Linked DNA regions of Homo sapiens: region 2 is linked to region 1. A link is a contact called in ENCODE Hi-C or POLR2A ChIA-PET data. All regions are on one chromosome and are shown on one strand. Each heading gives the region's core, a stretch centred on a gene start or an enhancer-like site at or near the end of the contact. The rest is flanking DNA. Distances are from core to core; before and after follow the strand shown.

Evidence for each region. Hi-C counts contacts between places; a loop is a spot of excess contacts on that map. ChIA-PET counts read pairs that join two places held with the same protein, here RNA polymerase II (POLR2A). Pooled maps may share reads with other maps.
Region 2: a pooled map of posterior vena cava shows a loop between it and region 1 (3-fold over the local background). The contact joins the enhancer-like site here to the promoter of H6PD in region 1. A Hi-C loop is called at or near these places in 6 of 50 pooled maps. POLR2A ChIA-PET finds 5 or more read pairs at or near these places in 3 of 52 experiments (MCF 10A, T-cell and activated CD8-positive, alpha-beta memory T cell).

Annotation. Positions count from the first base shown.
Region 1 is chr1:9,232,395-9,236,903 of GRCh38, reverse strand. H6PD (hexose-6-phosphate dehydrogenase/glucose 1-dehydrogenase) reads right to left here and starts at 2,130. Exons shown (of 5, transcript NM_004285.4): 1 at 1,838-2,130. RefSeq lists a silencer at 1,718-2,277.
Region 2 is chr1:8,898,162-8,902,670 of GRCh38, reverse strand. No RefSeq gene overlaps it. Among named protein-coding and RNA genes, the nearest start is that of ENO1-AS1, 22 kb to the right of the region's middle. Within about 2 kb of position 2,595, at least 9 of the 41 ENCODE cell types and tissues checked have a DNase peak (open chromatin) inside an H3K27ac peak, as active enhancers do.

The DNA.
Region 1 (4,509 bases), core at 881-3,380:
CGTGGAAGACCTTCAAGGGCTAGTTTTTGGAGAACTGGTTACATAAGAATATTCTGGATTCAAATCCCTGCCACTCAGTAACTATGTACCCTCAGACAAGTTATTTAACCTCTCTGTACCTCAACCACAGAATGGGAAAACAAATCGATGGGAAGCATGTAAGGTACTTAGCACAATGCCTGGCATACAGTAAGCACCCAAGAAATCCTAGCTGCTTTTTTTTTTTTTTTTTTTTAAGGAGAAGTCTAGCTTTGTCACCCAGGCTGGAGTGCAGTGGCACGATCTTGGTTCACTGCAACCTCCGTCACCGGAGGCAGGGCGGTTCAAGCGATTTTCCTGCCTTAGCCTCCCCAGCAGCTGGGATTACAGGCATCCGCTGCCCCCATGCCCAGCAAATTTTTGTATTTTTAGTAGAGACGGGGTTTCACCATGTTGGCAAGGCTGGTCTTGAACTCTTCAAGTGACCTGCCCGCCCTGGCCTCCGAAAGTGTTGGGATTACAGGCGTGAGCCACTGGGCCCGGCCAGAAATGTTAGTTTCTATCATTAAACCATTAGCTTCACGAATGAAGTCCTTCTTGCTAGCTTCTTGAACTGCTGTTAAAACCAACTAACCAGCTGGGCGCGGTGGTTCATGCCTGTAATCCCAGCACTTTGGGAGGCCGAGGTGGTGGATCACCTGAGGTCAGCAGTTCAAGACAAGCCTGGATAACATAGTGAAACCCTGTTTCTACTAAAAAATACATAAAATTAGCCGGGTGTGGTGGCACGCGCCTGTAATCCCAGCCACTCAGGAGGCTGAGGTGGAAGAATCGCTTGAACCAGGAGGAGAAGGTTGCAGTGGGCCGAGATCGCGCCATTGCACTCCAGCTTGGGCAACAACTAACCATCAACCACAGAAAAATGCCAAGGAAAAACTCAGACAGCTTTTCATGATCTTCCAATCATAATGATGAAAAATTAAAGGGATATGATGCATAATTTAAAATACGCTGTCTGGGCGTGGTGCTTCACACCTGTAATCCCAACACTTCGTAAGGCTTAAGCAGGAGGATCGCTTGAGCCCAGGAGTTCGAGACCAGCCAGGGCAACATAGTGAGACCACTGTCTCTACAAAAGGTTTAAAAATTAGCCAGGCGTGGTGGTGTGCGCCTGTGGTCCCAGCTACCCCGGAGGCTGAGGCAGGACGATGGCCTGAGCCCAAGAGGTGGAGGCTGCAGGGAACCGTGTTTGTGCCACTGTACTCCAGCCTGGGCAACCAAGCAAGACCCCATCTTTTATAAGTAAAAGATTTTTTACTTTTATATAAAAAAGTAAAAAGATAAAATAAAAAATATGCCCATTTGACACCAGTTTTCCCTCATCTGCTGCCTTTCATGAGCCATGGGCCTGTTGTGGGTGCAGGGGGAGTGGGCAAGGACACTTCTTTCCAGAAGTTCTCACTTCTGGCTAAGCATTCAAGGTTGGGTGAGCTGATTTTCAGAGATCCAGAGAGGTTTGCCCCTGGAAAACCGTTCACTAGATCCGGGTACGGGAAACGCTATGTGAAACCCGAGGGCCAATCAATGCCAAAGATTAAGCAGGTCCCGGGGGAAATCTCGGAGTTCCCCCTCTCCTGGAACTCAGTTCCGGGAAGCCCAGGGAAAGGACAGCTCGGCCGCTCGGGGCGACCCTGGAGGGAGCCTGGCCGCCTCCTGAGCAGTTCCAAAGCCGCCAGCCCCAGGCTCCGTGGGGCTGGCAGCGCAGGCTCCGGGGCTCGGCGCGGCCTCGGGCCCGGCGGCAGCGCGGGTTGGAGGCGCCGGGGCCGGGGCGGCGGCGGGGCCGGCGGGGGGCGCTTACTTCCTCTCGCGCGGCGGCGCAGGCCGCTCCTCCGGGACACGGCCGGGGCGGCGCTGAGGGCCGGGCCCGCTCCCGAGGGCTCCCCTGCGCCCTGGGCCGCACCTCCTCTTCCGCAGGGCCCGTCACTCCGACAAGTGCGCGTGTCACGCGGCCACGCGCCGCACGACACTCCGATACCGCCCGCGGAGCCCGCGGCGGCCGCAGGGGAAGGCGCGAGGCCAAGGCCAGCCCGGCCGCCACCCCGCCCCAGGCCTCAGGCCTCAGGCCTCCACCGCCTTGCGCTCAGCAAGACTGGGGCCCGGGCCGGGGGCGCGCGCGGCGGGGGCGCGCGCGGCGGGGGCGGGGGCGGGGCGGGGGCGCCGGCGAGGCCACGCCCTCCGCTGGCGGCCGCCGGGGCGGGGCCTCGGAGCTTCCGGGGCGAGGCGGTGGGTCAGCTCCGAGCCTCCGCCCCCGCCCTTCCCTTCGGCCCCCTGGTGGCCGTGCGTCCTAGAGCTGTCCTGCCGCGTCCGAGACGCGCGCGGGACCCAGAAGTGGCCGAGGGACGTGGTTGTGTCGTGGAGGGGACCCGGGGTGCTGGCTGCTCCCTACGATCTGGCACCCGCTCTGGGACTCCTCAGGCCTCGCTTTTCCCCATCTGTAGAATGAGCGGCTCGGTCTTTCCCGTCTTCAATATCCAGAGTAGGGATTTAGAAGTCGGAGCGCACACGCTGGCCACGCCTCCGCGCACAGCTTCAGATCTCTGCCACCCCTTATCACTTGTGTGACCCTGAGTTCAGTTTCTTCATCTGTACAGTGGGGACAATGGGAGTACCTGCCTCCGGGGTTGTCTGGCACTTGGGTGCTTAGTAAGCGGAAGCTTGGACCCGTGTGGCAAATAGAAGACTTTTGCTAAGACATTGCTAAGAAAGACAGCAAATGGAATCAGGGCTTCTCTGTAGGGTGAGAGGTATTTAAGTGAGAAAACGGGATCAGCTGCCTCTCAGAGCACTCAGTCCCCTTCCTGTCCCCCACCATTATCAGGCAGTAGGTGGCCCTCACCATGCTCCCCAACCTGCTCCCCACTTTTTCTTTTTTCTTTCTTTTCTTTTCTTTTTTTCTTTTTTTTTTTTTTTTTTTTTTTTGAGACAGGGTCTCGCTCTGTCACCCATGCTGGAGTGCAGTGGCGCTATCACAGCTCACTGCAGCCTCCGCCTCCCAGGCTCAAGTGATCCTCCCGCCTCAGCCTCCCAAGTAACTGGGATCACAGATGTTCGCCACCACTCCTGACTAATTTTTCAACTTTTTGTAGAGACGGGGTCTCACTTTGTTGCCCAGGCTGGTCTCGAACTCCTGGGCCCAAGTGATTCTCCCACGTTGGCCTCCCAAAGTGCTGGGAGGAGATTCTGACCTGAGAGAGAAACTGTGCTGCAGCTTTTTATTTCCCGATGGTTCCATTAGAGGTGGGAGCGTCTGGAACTAGCAGTGGCAACTTGGCAGTGGCCGGCAGGACTGAATGGGGCCAACAGGCATGATTACCACACAGGATGTTAGGCAAGGGGTTCCGGGAAGGCTGGGAACTGAGGGGAGCTGGGCCTCACCGTCACCAAGGCCAGAGGCCATCCGGGCGCCCGCAGAGGGCTGCCAAGCCTCGGCAAGGATTTAGGTCACACTGAGTGGGCCTGGCAGAGGGGGGAGCCAGGGAGCCAGGCACTCTCTGGGCTACCTCCACAGCTGGAAGTGAGCAGGAGGGCTTAGGGCAGGAGCGGGCCAGAGCAGACTCGAATGATGCCGGGACTCTTGGCCTAGAGCCCTTCCCATGTTCTGTGGCCCTGAGTGTGTCAGGCACCCACATAGCTCTGAAAACCAGGGCCCAGGAAGGCACAGATAGAAGTGGGCAGGTGTCCAGAGGCATGACCGGGGGTTCGTTTCCCAGATCTCCATGTGGCCATCAGAGGGTGATCTGCTACCTTGAGGGCTTCTTATAAATAGCCCCAGGTCAGGCGTAGTGGCTCATGCCTGTAATCACAGCACTTTGGGAGGCCGAGGCAGGTGGATCCCCTGAGGTCAGTAGTTCGAGACCAGCCTGGCCAACATGATGAAATCCCATCTCTACTAATAATACAAAAAAAAAAAAAAAAGCCAAGCGTGGTGGCGTGCCTGTAGTCCTAGCTACTCAGATGGCTGAGGCACGAGAATCGCTTGAATCCAGGATGCAGAGGTTGCAGTGAGCCAAGATCGCGCCATTGCACTCCAGCCAGGGCAACAGGGTGAAACTGTGTCAAAAAAAAAAAAAAAAAAAGCCAGGCACGGTGGCTCACGCCTGTAATCCCAGCACTTTGAGAGGCCGAGGCGGGTGGATCACCTGAGGTCGGGAGTTCGAGACCAGCCTGACCAATATGGTGAAACCATGTCTCTACTAAAACTACAAAATTAGCTGGGTGTGGTGGCGCATGCCTGTAATCCCAGCTACTCGGGAGGCTGAGGCAGGAGAATAGCTTGAACCTGGGAGGTGGAGGTTGCGGGGAGCTGAGATCGCGCCACTGCATTCCAGCCTGGGCAACAAGAGTGAAACTCGGTCTCAAAAAAAAAAAAAAAGAAAAAAAAACAAAGCCCCAAACCAAGTCAGTTGTAACCTGCTTACTAAGAAAACGTCCACCTGATTAGGTAACGTTGGGGTGGGGTCTGAGGGGGGA
Region 2 (4,509 bases), core at 1,346-3,845, 330 kb after region 1:
GCTCTAGGGTATGGGGCAGGACCCTCTCTGGAATGAAGGTCTTTGGACCCACATCAGATTAGAATCCTGGTTGGACAGGTGAAAGAGGAACAGGAGAAGTTCAGAGGAGAGGTTCTGTTTCCTGAGGCCTCAAGTGCCCCAACATTATCACAGGACTGTGGGAGTTAGGAACGGGGATCTGCAGATGCAAACCAGTATGTATCTATCGTAACACCACACCGCCTATCTCCGCATGGACAGGTATGGACAAGGAGAGGGTCTGAGACTCAGAAGGTGGGTTTGTGGGAGCCAGAAAATTGAACCCAAACATCCCTTATGGAGAAGCACTTCATCCATTCAACAAAAATGTATTAAGGCCGGGTGCAGTGGCTCATGCCTGTAATCCCAGCACTTTGGCAGGCCGAGGCGGGTGGATTACCTGAGGTCAGGAGTTCGATACCAGCCTGGTCAACATGGTGAAACCCCATCTATACTAAAAATGCAAAAATTAGCTGGGCGTGGTGGCGCACCCCTGTAATCCCAGCTACTTAGGAGGCTGAGGAGGGAGAATTGCTTGACCTCAGGAGGCGGAGGCTGCCGTGAGCTGAGATGGCACCACTGCACTTCAGCCTGGGCAACAGAGTGAGACCCCGTCTCAAAAAAAAAAAATATATATATTAAGCACTCTTCTGCGGTGAGCAGGTCTATGCAAACCTACCTCCAAAGGCCCAGGGAGCTGAGAGGCCAAAGAAAGAGGCTGACAAACACAGTGATCAGAAGGAAACATTTAATAGGGACTTACGAACAGAAACCATGTCTCAGGCAGCCTCCAGATGACATGGTGGATCCCTACAATGTTATACCCCAAGACCCAGGGCTTATATACCATAGGGAATTTGCATAAGGGCAGGATTTATGGTAAGTATGTGTTTCAGTAATGTTGAGGCTTTCACTTAAGGGTAAGATTTACAGTAAGTTCATGAAAGTAGAAGTCTTTGGCTGGTCAGAGTGGCTCACGCCTGTAATCCCAACACTGTGGGAGGCTGATGAGGGTGGATCACTTTGAGGCCAGAAGTTCAACACCAGCCTGGCCAATATGGTGAAACTCTGTCTCTACTAAAAATATAAAAATTACTCGGAGGCTAGATGCGGTAGCTCATGTTTGTAATCCCAGTGCTTTGGGAGGCCCAGGTGGATGAATCATTTGAGGTCAGGAGTTCGAGACCAGCCTGGCCAACATGGTAAAACCCCATCTCTACTAAAAATACAAAAATTAGCCAGTGTGGTGACAAGTGCCTGTAGTCCCAGCTACTTGGGAGGCTGAGGGAGGAGAATTGCTTGAACCCGGGAGGCAGAGGTTGCAGTCAGCTGAGATCCTGCCATTGCACTTCAGCCCGGGCGACAAGAGCAAAACTCTGTCTTAAAAATAAAATAAAATAAAATAAAATAAAATAAAATAAAATAAAATAAAATAAAATAAAATAAAAATTAGCCAGGCATGGTGGTGCACACCTGTAATCCCAGCTACTTGGGAGGCTAAGGCAGGAGAATTGCTTGAACCTGGGAGGCAGAAGTTGCAGTGAGCTGAGATGGTGTCATTGCACTCCAGCCTGGGTGACAAAGTGAGACTTTGTCTCAAAAAAAAAAAAAAAAAAAAAAGATAGATGAGGTCTGCAGGATTGATATCATGAGATACAGGTCATAAAGACCCTGCTGATAAAATAGGATGTGGTCAAGAAGTCAGCCCAGGACAGGTGCGGTGGCTCATGCCTGTAATCCCAGGACTTTGGGAGGCCAAGGCAGGCAGACCACAAGGTCAGGAGGTCGAGACCAGCCTGATCAACATGGTGAAACCCCGTCTCTACTAAATATACAAAAATTAGCTGGGTGTGGTGGCACGTGCCTGTATCCCAGCTACTCAGGAGGCTGAGGCAGGAGAATTACTTGAACCTGGGAGGTGGAGATTGCAGTGAGCTGAGACTGTGCCACTGCACTCCAGCCTGGGTGACAGAGTGAGACTCTGTCTCAAAAAAAAAAAAAGAACTCAGCCCAAACCAGCCAAAACCAAGATGGCAATGAAAGTGACCTCTGGTAGTCCTCCCTACTCAGTATACATTAATTATAATACATTAGCATGCTAAAAGACACTCTCATCAGCGCCATGACAGTTTACAAATGCCACAGCCACATCCAGAAGTTAGCCTATGTAGTCTATTCCTTTATTTATTTATTTTAGTTTAGTTTAGTTTATTGAGACAGGGTCTTGCTCTGTCACCCAGGCTGGAGTGCAGTGGCACAATCTTGGCTCACCACAACCTCTGCCTCCGGCTTCTCCTGCCTCAGCTGCCTGAGTAACTGGGAGTACAGGAGCACATCATCACGCCCAGCTAATTTTTGTATTTTTAGTAGAGACAGGATTTCTCCATGCTTGCCAGGCTGTCCTTGAACTCCTGACCTCAAGTGATCTGCCAGCCTTGGCCTTCCAAAGTGCTGAGATTACAGGCATGAGCCACCATGCCTGGCCCAGAAGTTTACCTATATAGTCTAAAAAGGGGAGGAACCCTCATTCTGGAAATCACCCACCCCTTTCCTGGAAACTCATGAATCACCTGCAACGGAAATTCAGTGATGAGTAACTCAGAGGAGCGGTTAGAACTTAGGGCTTATATAGAGGCCAGGCTCAGTGGCTCATGCCTGTAATCCCAGCACTTTGGGAGGCCAAGGCAGGCAGATCACCTGGGGCCAGGAGTTTGAGACAAACCTGAGCAACATGGTGAAACCCCATCTCTACTAAAAATACAAAAATTAGCCAGGCGTGGTGGTGGGCACCTGTAGTAATCACAGCAGCTACTCGGGAGGCTGAGGCACAAAAATCACTGGAACCGGGGAGGCAGAGGTTGCAGTGAGCCGAGATAGCACCACTGCACTCCAGCCTGGGCAGCAGAGTGAGACTCTGTCTCAAAAATAAAGCAAAAGACGGCCGGGCACGGTGGCTCATGCCTCTAATCCCAGTACTTCAGGAGGCCGAAACGGGTAGATCACCTGAGGTCAGGAGTTCTAGACCAGCCTGGCCAACATGGTGAAACCCCGCTTCTACTAAAAATACAAAAATTAGCCACGCGTGGTGGTGGGCACCTGTAATCCCAGCTACTTGAGGGGGCGAAGCAGGAGAATTGCTTGAATCCGGGAGACAGAGGTTGCAGTGAGCCAAGATGGCAACACTGCATTCCAGCCTGGGGGAGAAGAGCAAGACTTTGTCTCAAAAAATAAAAAAATAAAAAAAATAAGACACATGTGGAGGGAAAAAAGAAGAAAAGAGGCCAGGCACGGTGGCTCACACCTATAATCCCAGCACTTTGGGACGACCAGGAGGGAGGACTGCTTGAGACCAGGAGCTCGAGACCAGTGTAGGCAGCACAGTGAGACCCCTGTCTCTACAAAAAAAATTGGCAGGGCATGGCGGTGTGCCAGCTACTCAGGAGACTGAGGCAGGAGGATCTCTTGAGCCCAGGAGGTTGAGGCTGCAGTGAGCTATGATTGTGCCACTGAGACCCTGTCTCAAAGAAAAAAGAAATGTTGTGTCCGGAATTTATTCTTTCCGGTGGGTTCCTGGTCTCGCTGACTTCAAGAATGAAGCTGTGGACCCTTGCGGTGATTGTTACAGCTCTTAAAGATGGTTTGTCCAGAGTTTATTCCTTCAGATGTTCAGATGTGTCCGGAGTTTCTTCCTTCCGGTGGGTTCGTGGTCTCGCTGACTTCAGGAGTGAAGCCACAGACCTTCGCAGTGAGTGTTACAGCTCTTAAACGTGGCGCGTCCAGAATTGTTTGTTCCTCCCAGTGGGTTCGTGGTCTCGCTGACCTCAGGAATGAAGCCATAGACCCTTGCCGTGAGTGTTACAACTCATAAAGGTAGTGCAAACCCAGAGTGAGCAGCAGCAAGATTTATTGTGAAGAGCGAAAGAACAAAGCTTCCACAGCATGGAAGGGGACCCAAGCTGGTTGCCACTGCTGGCTTGGGTGGCCAGCTTTTATTCCCTTATTTGGCCCCGCCCACATCCTGCTGATTGGTCCATTTTACAGAGTGCTGATTGGTGCATTTACAATCCTTTAACTAGACACAGAGTGCTAATTGGTGCGTTTTTACAGAGTGCTGATTGGTGCATTTATAATCCTTTAGCTAGACAAGAGTGCTGATTGGTGCATTTACAATCCTTTAGCTAGACACAGAGCGCTGATTGGTGCATTTTTAGAGAGTGCTGATTGGTGCATTTACAATCCTTTAGCTAGACAGAGTGCTGATTGATGAGTTTATAATCCTCTAGTTAGACAGAAAAGTTCTCCAAGTCCCCATCCAACCCAGAAGCCCAGCCGGCTTCACCTCTCAATCCCCCCTCTAAACAAGACACCCCAATTGCTGTTGGAAATTGGGCAATGACTGCTCTAGGTACTTCTTGCTGGATAGGGGTGAAGAAGGGGCCCTGCAGTTGTAGTGTCCTCCAGAGGGGAACTCTTTAGGCCAGTGAAAGGGCC